2 separate regions of the Homo sapiens genome follow, and region 1 is linked to region 2. A link is a contact called in ENCODE Hi-C data. All regions are on one chromosome and are shown on one strand. The core of a region is the stretch at or near the end of the contact, and the rest is flanking DNA. Distances in the headings are between cores, read along the strand shown. Region 1 has its middle 27 kb from the start of CSF2. Region 2 overlaps MEIKIN (meiotic kinetochore factor).

Evidence for each region. Hi-C counts contacts between places; a loop is a spot of excess contacts on that map. Pooled maps may share reads with other maps.
Region 1: a loop to region 2 is called in a pooled map, with 16 times the contacts of the local background. The contact joins two enhancer-like sites. A Hi-C loop is called at or near these places in 4 of 37 single-sample maps with no recorded cell type and 9 of 50 pooled maps.

The regions. Positions count from the first base shown.
Region 1 is chr5:132,098,480-132,103,900 of GRCh38, reverse strand. No RefSeq gene overlaps it. Among named protein-coding and RNA genes, the nearest start is that of CSF2, 27 kb to the right of the region's middle. RefSeq lists enhancers at 53-432, 211-505. Within about 2 kb of position 3,005, at least 4 of the 41 ENCODE cell types and tissues checked have a DNase peak (open chromatin) inside an H3K27ac peak, as active enhancers do.
Region 2 is chr5:131,852,927-131,857,929 of GRCh38, reverse strand. MEIKIN (meiotic kinetochore factor) reads left to right here. Exons shown (of 13, transcript NM_001303622.2): 10 at 3,096-3,176. Among named protein-coding and RNA genes, the nearest start is that of FNIP1, 58 kb to the right of the region's middle. Within about 2 kb of position 3,634, at least 2 of the 41 ENCODE cell types and tissues checked have a DNase peak (open chromatin) inside an H3K27ac peak, as active enhancers do.

The DNA of each region.
Region 1 (5,421 bases), core at 1,756-4,255, 250 kb before region 2:
TGGATAGTCACTGTTTTTTGTGTGCAGCACTCCTACCTCACCTACCCCACCCCTAGAGGCAGGCAGGGTGATGACTGAAGCATCAGGCCTGTGGTTTCTGTAACAGGAAGTGATTTAGATGCTGAAAGCTAATTTTAGATGAAATGATATGGGGTTTTTAAAGAATCTTTCAGGGTTGGTTTCAGGCTCAAGGCTTAGCCCCCTGCTCCTCTTGCCTACAGGGGACAGGCAGTTTCCCATTGTCCTTGTCACTGTCTTGCTGGGTGAACTCATGCCTAGCTGGGCAGGGTTCTTAGGTAGAAAGCCAGTGCTGATTTTTCCTGGATTTCAGAATGTTTAAGTCATTGTTTTTGGCCTTGAACACCAGAGTCCTGTGACTCAGCACAGGCCTGGCTCTAGGCCAAGCAGACACAGGACCTCTTATCCCTGGAAGGGGACTGCCTGGAGGCTCCCAAGGATCTTGTTAGGACAGAGATGTCCACCCTCACCCAGGCTGAGGCCTGGGCCAGAGGTCAGATGAGGCTTCTGGGCCAAAAAAAGTATCATCTTGGGTGGCAGACACTTAGGTGGGGCCTCTTCTCCCAGTTAGCCCTGTCCTGAGCCTCTTAGCAGGGGCGGCTTTCTGACCCAGGTGCCACACTAAGGATCCCATCCTGATTGAGCCCTGTAGATTGGGACTCCTGATAGCAGCAGACACAAAAGAAACTGAGGAGTAGGCACAGAACTCTGAGAGTCCTGTCCTCCTGGTGTCGGGGTCCCACTGGTTGGGGACCTTGGAGCCTCGTGGTTTCTGTCTCTGCCAAGGCCTGAGCACAGGAAATAGAAGGTTGGGCCTCCCTGGTCACCTCTGCAAGGGTCTTCAAAGCCCATTTTAATCTGTTGTCCCATTCCCTAGGTCTTCCACAGCACCCCATACCAGAGAATGCTGCTCCCATTATCAGAGAAGCAGCCAAATATCAGCATGCTAAGAGAGATGTCCCAGGGTTACATAGCTTCACTCAGGCAGCATTGGAGCCAGCCAGGCCAGGAGCTTACCCTGTCCCATACTACCGATGGGATGCCCAGCATTCAGGGAAAAGAGCTCACTCTGCATATCTCATCTAGACAGCAGCCAGCCTCATGAACCCCTACCACAAACCTGGGACCTCTGGAAAGCCAAGTATAAGTCTCTGCCAGTTCTTAGTCCACCCTTGTTCTGCTTTGTGGTGAGGTATAGCTTGGGAGATGAGGCGAGGCCTATAGGTCTTGGTTGGTACACAAGAAGAAACACTTCTGCCTAGAGAGGCTGTCGACAGACATTTCCAGGGACACACAGCAGACAGCCTTCATGGCCTTCATGACCAGTCGGTCCCTTGTGGAAGACAAGTAGGACAGGACAGATGATTAGCCCAGAGCCAAAACTGAGCTCAAACCGCAGAAGAGGAGAGCATTCTCACAAAAGCTCCAGTGTTTGCAGCACAATGACGGAGGTAGATGGTGTGAGCTAAGCCCTGTTTTGAGAGTTCCATAGAAGGTGTCTTTGACCTATTTTCAAGGGCTGTGGTGGTAGGAGGAATTTTTGGCCACATCATAAAGAGTTTTGTGGCCACCTCTGATATACCTAGCTCAGGAAGTTGTAATTTTCCATGATTAGGTTATTAGTCACCAAAGTGATTGCTGCCCCCAGACCCTGGCCCCTGTGCTGCAGGAGGCTGACAGAGATGCCCCTCCAGCACTGCAGCCCTGCCTCCCCAGCTGCAGGCCAGAAGCCAAGGAGGCCCTGAGTACTGATGTTGGGCCCTCTGGGTGCTTCCCTTGTTTGTGGAACCCCACAGCCCCATTCCAACTTCTTGAGCACTTTGCCTACCCCAGGAGATTTAACTGGGGCAAGAAATCCTGTAAGATCTCAACAAACGGACGTGGGTAGAATAGCTCCCAGAAAATCTACTCAAGGGAAGACCCATGTACTCCAAGGTATCAATAATGGTGAGGGACTCAGTCTGTAACTTTCTAGGACAGTTTCATTTCATTTTAAAAATTTAAGATGAAAGAGTTTATTAATGGAAGTAGTTCATGAAGCACCTTCAGGAAACCACACAGGACTCAGAGCTCCTTGCCTTTAGAAAGACAGGACTGTGTCAGCCTGTGTGGCATTCACACCTGGATTCCCAGGGTGGGCTTCCCTTAGAAAGGGAGAATTAGTTGCAGCCCATCTCTCTGTGGGAATCTCACCTGGTGAGCCCCTTCTCCCAAACTCCTAGAGTGTCTCACCCCAGCTCCTGGGCTCGACTGGTGCCTCTGAGGAGCGTACCTGCTGTTGGAATTGGCGGAGCGCTGCCAGGCTGAGGAGCGAGGAGAGCCTGCCCCTGGGCCCTGCCACCAAAGCCATGGGGGCAGTCGCATGCTTTGCTTGTCAGTTGGTGGCATTTAGGTGGCATTAGGAATGTTTGTTGTTTCTAATTATTTGTTTGTTTGTTTGTTTATTTGAAAGTAATCCCTCTTTTTCCAAAGGCCTGCATGCTGCCTTGATTCTGGAGGAGCCAGGGATTGGCCCAATGACCCAAATGTTTGGAAGTCTTTAAGGGCCCTTTTCATGCCCGTGAAGTCACAGAAGTAGGTAATCACCCACCTACCCTCCCCAGGTACCCGATATTGATGTGGGTCAGAGGGGGCTGAGAAATAACTCAGCCTCAAAGCCTTAGACCGTCTTCTCAGGGTGTAACCGTCATCTCAGGATAGACAATTCAGGAAGAGGATGCCTTGCCACACATGAGGAGGTGGGAGTGGCAAATGAGCAGGCGTTGCATTCAGGGCAGGTTTAGAGGAAGGTTTGGCAGGTGAATGATGGTTTGCGTACAAACTACAGACAAGAAATTGAGAGGACAACTGGGTATAGGTGAGGTGACTACTCTGCCCTCAGAAAAGTGGAAGTCTGAGTTCATGGGGGAATGCCTCTTAAATAACACAGATGGGCAAACTCCAGACATTAGTGAAACCTTCTTCGTTAGACATTCTTTTCAGGGGTTTCTCATACTTCCCCAATCACCTTAATCATCAGTGCTGACCACAACTGATACCTTTCTGGGTGACTCAAGGCCAGTGCTCAGGCGGGCCACCGTGTGTTGAATCCAGCTGAAGATGCAGGTGCAGCTGGAGGAAGGACTAGCCCTGAATGGGCACCAACCCCAAAAGAATCCACTGACTGTCACTTAGGCAAAAGTTCCGCAGTCACATTGCTTTTGGATCCTCCGCCTCACTCTTCCTGAGAGGTATTTGGTGCAAATAGCCGGACCTCTGGAGTGGGAGACACCTGACTCCAGTTCCTGCCACTTCCTCCTTCCTGCTAGTTGCCAGACCTTGGACAGTTTGGTAACTTTGAATTTGCCCCTGTCAAATTCATTCATTTACTCATGCACTCACTCACTCATTCACTCAACATAAATTCCTGAGTAGCTTCCATGTGCCAGGTACTAGTTTAGGTACTTGGGAGTGATCAGTAGAGGAAATAGGTAAGTGTTCCGCCTTCAGAAATGTGTATCATGGCATGGGAGGTACAAAATAAGCAACAAAGCTGTTAACAAGTTAGAAAGTGGTAAGTGCTATGGGAAAAAACAGAGCAAGATAAGCAGTGCTTGGAGTGGTGGTAGAAGGGGCTGCAATCTTAAACAGTATGGACATGGCAGATCTCTGAGAAAATAACATCTGAGCAAAGACTTGAAGGTGTTGAAGGCGTTAGCCCCTTTTAGGCACAGGGAAGAGCCAGCGCAAAGGCTCTGAGGCTGGTGTGTTCAAGGAGCAACATGGAGGCAAGTGTGGCTGGAGCAGAATGAGTGAGCAGAGAGGGTCACAGGGGAAAAGAAAGTGATGGAAAGATAAAGGGGAAGATGATGCGGACCTTGCAGGCCACTGTGGGAACTATGGCTTTTCTGTGGTAAAACACAGAACTCCAAGAGGGTTTTGAACAGAGGGCTATGATCTGACTAGAGCATAACAGGATCACTCTGGCTGCTGAGTTGAGAATAGATTATAGAGCAGGGAACAGGTAGAAGCAGGGAAATTAGCTAGGCTTCCACTGAAGTATATTCTAGAAGATAATAGTGGCTGGAATCATCATGGATTCAGTGGAAGTGGGGAGAAATGAGAAATGTTGGATTCTGGACCTGTTTTGGAAGAAGAATCATCAGCATTTGCTGATGGCTTAGATGTTGAGTATGAGAGAGAGATCAGAGTTAAGGATGACTCCAAGGGTTTTTCTCTGAGCAGCTGGAAAGAAGGATTTGACCTCAACTGAGACAAGAAGACTATATGTGGGGCAGGCATGAAGGGGAAGATTAGGAGTTCACTTTAGCACACATAAAATGGGATAATTATACTTCACAGGCTGTAGTGAGGGTTAAATATGATAATATATGAAAGGTCTTAGTACTAGCAAGCTCTTAGTAAATGTCACTTTCCCTTTTTCTTTCTCAAAGAGGTGGTGAAGCATGAACAGCTGGGGTCCCCAAACCAATTTGACTAATTGCCTTTCTGTAGAAGTAATGTGCCAATCAGATGCCAAGACAGCCTCCTCCCTGTGGTTTTCTCACTCTTCAGGAAACTTTCACTGTTGCTAACAGGGTCTTTAGATTTGTCAAAGGTTTCTCGGTGATGTTGACACACTGATGTGATGATGAGTTTCTGCATCGGGGCACTGTGGCGCCCAGACAGCCTCCATCTATGTGCTCACCGTTTCCATATCAGTCACTCTGCTGGTGTCACATGAGCAAGAGGCATGATCTCTTCAGCAGAACAGTTTGGTTCTACAGACACACACCGACATCCATATCACTCCTTGTCCCCCCACCCCCAGGTTGTTATGGGACTGTTGAAAAATTACTTACCTGTGAGGTAGGTACTATTATTCCCATTTTATAGATGAAGAACAAAGGTTCAGAGAGGCTTGTTATATGAATTAAGTGAATGAGTATATGCAAAAATGCTTAGTACCACTGTGCCTAGAACTTAGTAAATGCTTGAGAAAGGTTAACCATTGTTAATAAATGTTAATCATTGTCAGTAGTTCAAGAAAGGAAGGATTTTCTCCAAAACTACACTTTTGTTATAAAAGACAGTAGGCTGACTTAACATTAGGTCACAACTTTATCTTAGCTATTTGAATCATTTGATTCTGAATAATATTGTTGGCATGTGGCACATTACAATTTTTAAATGAACAAAACAAAAAAGGTTATAGTCTGTATAGTAGAAGCATTTTCATACAGGGAATAATTGGATATACTTGACTTTATGGATGAGAAAATCCAGGTACCTGGAAGGATGCTACCCAAGGGCCATCTTTGGATATGGGATGCTCTTTACTTGTTTGAATTTTTAACAGTAAACTTAAATCATTCTTAGGACAATAGGCTAGTTTGTAAAGATGTCTCTGAAATGTCCGGTAAG
Region 2 (5,003 bases), core at 2,385-4,884:
GCACTGGATTCTGTACACACCCTCATGCAGGCCACATTGGCAGGGCAGAGTGCCGCACATTAGCGGTGGCAGGGTGTGCTCACACCAGCAGTGGTGGAGAGGCAGGGTGCATGTACACACACATGCCAGTGGGAGAGAGGAAGTATGGTCACCTGCGCTTGCGGGCCAGCAAAGCAGTGGAGAGGACCTTGGGCGAGTGCATGACAGCAAAGTGAGGTGGAGGAAGGCTGTAAGGGAGTGGAGGCTGTAGGTAGGCAGGTGCGCATCCATGGTGGCTGGTCAGCGGGAGCTCTCTGACGGTGAGGCATGGTCTGCTAGTGAAGGAGCTATGAGAAGGGCCCCTGGGAAGCACCCTGGTTAGGCATGCGAGGCTGTGCCACAAGCGGGCATGCCATGCTGGGGCCCCAGGAGAGGCTGGCAGATGAGGACACTCAGATCGGACTGGACATATCTCATGGACAAGACTGCCCTACTCTGTCCAGGTCCTACAGTTACCCAAAAGCTAAAGCCACCTAGAAGAGTATGGCGAGCCTTGGAGGATGGGCATCCCTGGCCATCCTGCTCCACCTGTGTTTCGAACTATTTTGTCTTTCAGCAGATTTTTTAACTTAAATGTGTGACGTTATTTTTTTCCAGAAAATCATTTATTTCTAAGTTTAAATCTTTTTTTCAAGTTGAAATAATAGGACATGTGAGAAGTGCTGGAAATGTTTTTATAGCACTATAAAATGTATTTCTTGATTATGAATTTGTTTCAGCCTGGAAAAGATTCTGAACATAGAGTTACAAATTTTCAGTTAAACTCTCATTATCTAAAAGTCAAGGTTCCGTCTTCCCACTATAGGTCTGCTTTTATGTTAAATGATGAGTTAATGGCTGCAGCACACCAACATGGCACATGTATACATATGTAACTAACCTGCACGTTGTGCACATGTACCCTAAAACTTAAAGTATAATAAAAATAAATAAATAAATAAAAAGAAAAAAAAAAGAAAGCAATGCAGGTAGAACAGTTTAGTTCTGCTGCCTCAGTCCCCAAAACCTGCATTGATAAGAACTAGTCTTTTATTAACTAATATTTTTTGAAAAGACTATAAATATGTACTGATTGGGAAGATTTAGAAATATATATATATATATTTTAACAAATCTAAGAAAAAATGTAGGGAAGCTATATACTTACAGCTGCATACAAGCTGATGTTTTAAAATTGGACTGATAGTTGACAATTATGTCAAATGAGACCTCTGGGAAGCAGATACTCAGACAGTATAAAGAGTTCAAACATCAGGGGCTAATGACTAAGAAAGGAAGGCAGGGAAGAAGCAGGATTATGCAGGGATAGCCCCAGTCTTCAGTGCAGATCTGACAGAAGCTCTCAACAATGGGGAGTTCTGGAGAAAAGATTGTCTATTATGAAAGTCTTGTGTTGGACTGTTATGCCCAGACATTGGCTGGGGGCTGCTTGAAAAGATGGTGGCCTCAGCATGAAAGCTGAAGCATATTCTAAAGATGTTGTGCTTGGGGGCTGTCAGCTAACTACACTCCTTGCACTGGAACAGCTGGTTCTTTGTTTGAAGAAATGTGAGCAGAGGACCTTCAGGACTGCCACAATGATGATGATAATAGTTATCATTGAGTAGCTCCTACTCTCCAGACACCATAGGTTCTTTTTACATATATTATTTGTAACCCTTGCATCACAGTCCCTAGAGGTAGAATAACCTTCATTGTTGAAATGCGAAAACTAAATATAGCTAGTAAGTTAGAGGCTGATGTGTTCATTTTATTGTAAATATACCCATAAACATTTCTGACAAAAATTTTCCTAATAAACTATTCCAGATTATGTCTTGTACCAACGATCAGTTTAAAAGCTTTTAAGCCAGAAGGGAAAGAAAGGTTGAAAGTAAGATTCCAGACTTGACATCTTACAAGAGACACCTACTCAAAAAGAACATTTATCAGAAGGATATGGTTGCTTCATGGAGTCTAAAGGCCGAAAAGGCAGCTGATTTCTAGAAATAAAGCTGCCTGTCTCTGTCTGTTTGACTATCACTCTTACTTTCTACTCTACCTTTCTACCCGTTTCTTTGCTTTTGCTATCCTAGATTTTCTCTCTCTTGCAGTCTCAAGCTCTGTCTCTTTTCCTTGGTCTCTGTCTTGATCTCTCTCACTGTCCTTCTCTGTCTCTCTCTCTCAATCTCTGCTCACAATCTATGTTGGTTTCTGTCTTCTCTGTCTTTCTCTTTTTTCCTCTCTCCTTCTCTTGGTCTTCCTCTTTTTCTCTCCTTCTCTGTCTTTTGCTTTTCATTCTTCCTCTCCTACCTCCTCTCCTCTCCTCTACCTCTTCCTTCATCTCCTCTCCATTCCCCTCTTCTCCCTTCCTCCCTCTCTCTCTTTTGGCCTGTCGCTTCCTCGCTTTCTGTCACTTTCTTTAGGTCTTGTATCTTGTCTGTTTCTCTCCTCACTCTGTCTTTTACTCTTTCTTGCTTTGTCTACCTGTCTGTCTGTCTGCCTCTTTGTATCTTCAAAAAGTAGAAAATGAGCCTACATCCTACTTTATAATTTCTTTAACTTTGATGTTCCATAAATGAAAGTATCTATATACATTTAACGTTATATATTTTAAACCAATTATCCTTGCTACATATATTTCACAGCTCCAGAAATAACTTATACTTTCTTTCCACAAAAAGTACAATAATATACTAAGAATTAAATGCTGAAAGTAAAATACCTTTCTTAGTAGTTAACAAAGATAACTGAAGCGCCATTTCCTAACTCAACACTCTAATTAGCTTTTCTTTCTAAATTAATAGTAATTTCAACCAAGGTATTCATTTCAACCAAGGTATTCTCATATAGTTGCTATGCCATATAGAGTTCTCTTGGATGTTGTTTGATCTAGCTCAAGTGAGAAAATTCTTTAGTTTCCTGTGAAGTGGTTTAAAATTTAATGAACAGATTAAGGATTTTCTTAGTACTGTACATTATGATCTGGTCAACTAACTTGAAATTGTAGTTTTACTATACTAAAATAGTTTATTTCTTTCTGCTGTTCAATCCCTGTTTTATAAAAACATTTATAGAAAACAAATTCCAGTACTCCTGGTAAGAAAAACAGAGGCCTTTTAACAAGTACTCCATCTTCAGAGACAGCTGGTTTTGTGGTAAGTATTAGCATTTGGCACTTGTAGTATCTGTTTTCTGGCTCCTCCTCTCCCCATTCTTCTATTTTTCTCATATCAGGGAAATATTGCCTATGGAGAATAATATCTGTGTTTTTCTGTTGCTTAAGCACACTTTCAATGAAAGTACTTTGTATACTACTATACATGCAAGAGAGAAGGAAAAATTAGAGTACTGCAGCAACAACCAGGATTCTTCTGTTTTTTCCTTTCAGTTTTAAAAATTGTGATGAAATATATATAACATAAAATTTATAATTTTAACCATTTTTAAGTGTACAGTTGAAGTATATTCATTCACATCATTATGCAACCATCACCACTATTCATCTCTAGAACTTTTTTCATCTTGCAAAACTGAAATTCCATATGCATTAAACAGTAACTTCCTGCTCCTCCCTACCCCACCCCTGGAAACCACCATTTTACTTTCTGTTTCTATAAATTTGACTACTCTAGGTACCTCATATAAGTGGAACCATACAGTATTTGTCCTTTGTGACTAGTTTATGTCACTTAGCATGGCATCTTCAAATTCATCTATGTTACAGCATGCATCAGAATTTTATTTTTAAGGATGAATTGATACTCCATTGTATGTATATGACACATTTTGTTTATCCATTCATCTATTGATGGACAATTGGGTTGCTTCTGCCTTTTGACAATTGTGAATAATGCTGCTATGAACATGGGTGTACAAATATATGTTTGAGTCCCTGCTTTCAATTCTTTGGGTATGTATCTAGAAGTGGAATTGCTACAGCATATTGTAATTCAATTTTTCTTTTTGAGGAACCACCACACTGTTTTCCTTAGTAGCTGTACCATTTTACATTCCCACTAGCAAAATGCACAAGGGTTCCAGTTTCTCTACTTCCTTGCCAGCACTTGTTATTTTCTTTTTTGTAATAGTAGTTCTTATGGATGTGAGGTGGTATCTCATTATGGTTTTGATTTGTATTTCCCTAATAAGGATGACACTGAGCATCTTTTAATGTGTTAATTAGCTATTTGTATATCTTTTTTGGGAAAATATCTATTCAAGTCCTTTGTTTATTTTTGAATTTTTAATTGTTGAGTTGTAGGAGTTCTTCATATATCTGAGATGTTAACCCATTACCCAACATATGATTTACAAATAATTTGCCCCCTTCCATGGGTTGCCTTTTCACTCTGTTGATAGTGTCCTTTGATGCACAAATGTTTTTTATTTTGTCATAGTAAAATTTGTCTTTTTCTTTTCTCACCTGTTCTTTTGATGTCATATCCAAGAAATGATTATCAAATCCAGTGTCATCAAGTCTTCAGTCAAATATCCAATGTTCCTCTTCAGTGTGAGCAATCCTCACAGAGGTCCATGCAGCGGCTTACATAGCAGTGTGGGGACTGCTCAGGCACAAGGAGATGAAATCCAGTATCTTTTGTAACAGCACTTATGCATAACGTCCATGGTCTCCACAAAGGACATGTGTAATTACAATGTCCCTGCACTCAGGGAAACTCAAAGTATTTTAGCTTTTATAGTGCAGTAGTTATTTATTTATAGTGCATTTATAGTTCCTCCTATAGATACAATTTTCCAATCAGACATTATTTTTACCATAAGCAATGTTACCTAGTAACACAGTTGACATTCTTACACTTATCAGGTTCCTAGGGGAAAGGAGTTACAGATTTAACCAATAGATGCTCATGATGGGAGAAAGGATTTTGTTAATCCTCTGCTCACAGTCTTTCCAGTGGCCCAAAAATCAATACTTTTTCCAGAAAATGAGTGTCTCATTTTTTATTCATTCTTGGTTGATA